Regions from separate parts of the Homo sapiens genome. Here region 1 is linked to region 2. Evidence: read pairs that join two places in POLR2A ChIA-PET (ENCODE). Cell type or tissue: HepG2. All regions are shown on one strand.

Region 1 (2,500 bases), 89 kb before region 2:
GTATTTGTATAGTATTGTATACAGTGCATTTTCTCATGCATTATCTCATTAAAATCTCACAAAAATTCTGGGAAATATGTATTGTTATTGTCTCAATTTTTCAGATAGGAGACTGAGAGGCGAAGACTTGGCTTTCCCCAAACCAAACTGCCAGTAGTGGCATAGCCCAAACTCAAATGCCATCTTTTTCCAGGTGCTGTCCAGTAGACCACCATGGCCTTCCCCCACCGATACCAGCTGAGACTCAAATTCTGGTATATAGTCCTGGTGACAAAATAAACTTCATATAAGATTCAAATCCTGCAAAAGGACAATAACCACAAATTAGCAGAAAATATGACATTGTTTTGCCAGAGTTTCAGATCTTCAAAAAAAGGAAGACAGAGAGACCCTAAGCCAGGCTAAGTTAAAGAAATCTAATTCCCATTCTGTGGGAGAAAATATTCAGTTCAAATAGTTCTTTTAATCAAAATGCTTATTTATATAAAATAACAAGCCAATAGGGGTTTCTTTAAAAAAAAAAGAAAAAAAAAAAAAACCTCTGAATGTTGGCCAGGCATGGTGGCTCATGCCTGTAATCCCAGCACTTTGGGTGGCCAAGGCAGGTGGGTCACCTGAGGTCAGGAGTTCAAGACCAGCCTGGCCAACATGGTGAAACCTCATTTCTACTAAAAATAGAAAAAATTATCTGGGCATGGTGGCAGGCGCCTGTAATCCCAGCTACTCAGGAGGCTGAGGCAGGACAATCACTTGAACCCAGGAGGCAGAGGTTGCAGTGAGCCAAGATTACACCATTGCACTCAAGCCTGGGTGACAGAGTGAGACTCCAAAGAAAAAAAAAAAAGAAAAAAAAAAAGAACTCCAAGTGTTGTCCATCCTCATTTGTAAGAATTTACTTCTGGAGCATTATCCTTTTCAGAAAGGTCAGGTGTAATGTCATTTTAACATCTCTCTGGCAGTGATCCCTACAAAGGGGTTGGATTTACATAATGTAATCATTTTTATATTTCTGAATGTGCAAGTGGAGGTTGGTGTGTTATACAGCAGAGAAGGGAGATAAAAAGAATGCTGTGTATTTAGTAACATGCCCCATTTCAATAAGCCAGTGTTTCTTAGGGAGTTTGTTCACTGCGGATATGTAGAAAGATATGGAAGCAGAAACGCTGACACATGTTTGCAAAGAGAATGATTGCAACATTAGTCCAGGGAGTTGATCTATAACAGGCCTTTGCCTTTCTTCACCTAGGACTGCTGATGGGGTTGGAAAGGAGCTGAACGACATTATCTCACCCTCCAGATGGACTCACTCTGGGTAGAACAAATATCAGACACCAACATGATATCTAATGGGTCATTCATTTAAATTGTTATCTGCTAAACAGTGTACAAAGTCCCGAGCCATGTGGTGTGGGGAATGGAACAAGGAACCAGGTGCAAGTCCTTTCCACAAAGGACTTTTATATAATAAAATGGAATAAAAAAGGAAACACAAAAGATCTTAAAACAAGACAGAAAGTGAAGTGTCACAAGAGGGGTGAGATAATTCACTAAGGCAGTTCACAGGAAGGCATGAGTCCCTCAGTCTTGAAGGATAAGGGAAGGGAGACTTCTTGGAGGAAGTAGCAGTTAAGATGGGCAGGATTTGGAGTGCACATGGCGCTGGGAGGAAAGAACATCTCAGGCAGAGGAAGCAACCTGGGCTAGGGCTGGTAGTGGAAAATGCAGTAGCCAGAAAATAGAGAGTTCAGTTTATAGTATAGCATGCTTGAAGGTCAGATTATTACTGGTTTTTAACTTTTAACACTAATTTCTGTTAATGGGGTTTAGAAAGCACTCAGAAGGGTGTCTTTCAGTTAAGTGAAATCCTTACAAATTAGCCACTCATTGGTCTGACCCCCTCTTAACTCGCCTAGTAGAAGATGTTTTCTGATCTGTAAAGTCACATGGGCAGTGCAGCCAGGGAGCCAAAGTCACCCACTAGGAGCCATCCATGGAATAATGTTTAGCTTTTACGACTGAAAACCTGTCCTTGGTTGGTACAATCTGAATTTTTTTCCAAGCTATGGAGAAGCTAGTAAAATCTACACTCTCTTCTTTATAGCACTTGCTAAGTCAACTGTTTGATTTCAAATATTTAATTAAACATTAACAGTATGCAATACTTGTACTGCCTGTCCACACCTTATGCTTTATTTCACAATCCAGATGCATTGAATCAACTTTTCTTCTATGTGTGAATGCTGTCAGAAAAAAAAGGAAGGAAAGAAGAAAGGAAACGGGGGGGGGGGGGAGGGATAAAAAAATAGTATACTTTTTGTACCCATTTCAATTTCTGCATTTCATAATTCAGTTGAATCTAGGAAGCATAGTGCGGTATTTTTCCCAAACAGGAAATAAGTAACGTGTTTTACTGCCAAGTTGACCGTATAGATTCAGCTGTGATTTTTAAGCCACCTGGTAGCATATTTCGAGATTTCTCCTTTTGTCACTATATCTTAAC
Region 2 (2,500 bases):
CAGTGACATTCATCCAGAATCCTTCAACTTGCAGTGGTTTTTCAATGACTCTTGTGCACCTCCTACTGGTTTCAATAAACCCACCAGTAACGACACCATGGCGAGTGGCTGGAGAGCATCTAGTTTCCACTTCGATTCTGAAGAAAACAAACATAGGCTTATCCACTTCTCAGTATTTTTAGGTCTATTGCTTGTTGGAATTCTGGAGGTCCTGTTTGGGCTCAGTCAGATAGTCATCGGTTTCCTTGGCTGTCTGTGTGGAGTCTCTAAGCGAAGAAGTCAAATTGTGTAGTTTAATGGGAATAAAATGTAAGTATCAGTAGTTTGAATTAATTTGAGAAGTACACTTGTTTTCAAAGTCATCTTTGAGATGATTTAAAAAATCAACCCTTCACGTAGAAAGCACGTTGTAAATGCATAACACTCTCATATCAGTGGTTGATTTGGGAAAGGTGGAGAGAATTTTCAATTAGTTTTGTGTTGTACTATTCAAATTTTTTACCTCTTCACTGTGTGTAGAGAAAGGAGAAGGGAAGGAGGATGAGAAGGAACGGAAGTCATCCTGAAAATAAAAGTACAGGACTTTTTTTTTTTTTTTTTGAGACAGGGTCTCAAAAAAGGCTGGAGTACAGTAGTACAGTGGTGCTATCTCAGCTTACTGCAGCCTCAACCTCCTGGGCTCAGGTGATTCTCCCATCTCAGCCTCCCTAGTAGCTGGGACTACAGGTGCGTGCCACTATGCCAAGCTAATTTTTGTATTTTTAGTAGAGATGGGGGTTTTCCATATTGCCCAGGCTGGTCCCGAACTCATGGACTCAAGTGATCTGCCTGCCTCAGCCTCCTAAAGTGCTGCGATTACAGGCATGAGCCATCGCGCCTAAAGGACAGGACCTTTTTATTGTATTTCTTTAAAGAATAAATACATAACCTGAATGCAATCAAGTCTTTAGATCTAATTCTCAGCTTGCAGGGAACACTAGGACAAATCCAAAAAGTGGGTCAGCGGGCACAGAATGGCCCAATTTTCAACAGGAAAATGTTATAAAAGAAAAATATTTTTGAGGGAACTGTTATAGATTAAGAGAATAGAGGCATGTTTCAGCTAAACACATGTAAACTTTGTCAGAGATAATTGGGAGGAGTATGTAGAAGAATCGGATTATTGTTAATTTTGGTAGGTCTGATAATGGTTTTATAGTATAAAGGCTGAGTACCCCTTATCCAAAATGATTAAGATCAGAAGTGTTTTGGCTTTCACATTTTTTTGGATTTTGGAATTTTGCCTATAATAATGAGACATCTTGGGGATGGGATGCAAGTCTAACCACAAAATTCATTTATGTCTCATACACACTTTGAACACCTGGCCTGAAGGTAATTTCACACAATATTTTAAATAACTTTGTGCATGAAACACAATTTTGACTGCATTTTGACTGCAACTCATCACATGAGGTCAGGTATGGAATTTTCCACTTGTGGTGTTACGTTACTGGCTCAAAAAGTTTTGGATCTCGGAGCATTCTGGATTTTGAATTTTTGGATTAGTGATGCTCAACCTGTATACAGAAATGTCCTCATTTTTAAAAAAAGAAATGCATATTTATATGTTTTAAAATTACTTCAACCAAAAGCAACGGGGAGATGTTTACTGTTATATTTAGGTGACAGGTACATGGCAATTCATTATACCCTCCTATTTTCCTATGTTTACATTATTCATTAATTAAAAAACAATACCTAGAAAAACCCAAGACTTTCAAAAGCTATTTTCTATATGTGCCAATCTTTAAAAAACAGGATAACAAGGGTATTTATCACATTAAAATGTTGTAAAACAGCAAAGCTAAAAATCTAAAATTTTCTGAATGTTATTTCTATATTTCAATTGTTTATGTTCATTGGGCTTAAGGTTCCAGAAATAATTTGCAGTACCTACATTATAGCTGCCTAAATAAATTTAGTAACATCAAGAGCTTATAAGCCTTTTTTCTGAACATTTACTATATAAAAACATTCTTCCTACACCCCTACAAATACTTACTTGTCCTTAAGGCCTAGCTTAAGTATCTCCTACTTGAGGAAGCCTTCCCAGTGCTCATGATCCAATAAACCAAGTCAGCACTTACCCAAGCCTCTATTATCATTCCTGTCATAATGTAACATACATGTGTTTGTACGTCCATCACTATAGTATTCAGGAGCACAGGAACCACGTTCATCAGCCCTCACCTCTTCAGGTCCTTAGCAACGCCTCTCATTTCCCCACCTCCAGCCCCATTCCTACCCCCACCTGCCTTATCTCTGGCAGCACTCTTTATCCTTGACTTCAGCACAAATACCACTTTTTCTGAGAGGCTATTCCTAAACGTCTAATGAAAACTAGGTTTCCCTTTACTCTTTTACCATGCTTTCATTTACAGCATTTATCACAATGATGATTGCATTTTCCTTTGTGCTTGCTTCTTAAATTTCACTGTCCCCCATTAGACTATAAGCT

The links. Peaks named below come from ENCODE experiments on the same cell type or tissue, not always from the same donor. Only the 100,000 strongest peaks of a DNase experiment are listed, where the experiment ranks them.
Region 1: POLR2A ChIA-PET joins it to region 2 with 7 read pairs; 2 of 35 experiments call an interaction of 5 or more read pairs at or near these places.

Annotation. Positions count from the first base shown.
Region 1 is chr2:227,450,233-227,452,732 of GRCh38, reverse strand. No RefSeq gene overlaps it. Among named protein-coding and RNA genes, the nearest start is that of MIR5703, 21 kb to the left of the region's middle. In HepG2, no CTCF peak of the experiment used is centred here; a DNase peak (open chromatin) is centred at 1,202.
Region 2 is chr2:227,361,516-227,364,015 of GRCh38, reverse strand. It overlaps TM4SF20 (transmembrane 4 L six family member 20), which reads left to right. Exons shown (of 4, transcript NM_024795.4): 4 at 4-1,978. The coding sequence ends at 292. Among named protein-coding and RNA genes, the nearest start is that of TM4SF20, 17 kb to the left of the region's middle. In HepG2, a CTCF peak has its summit at 63; no DNase peak of the experiment used is centred here.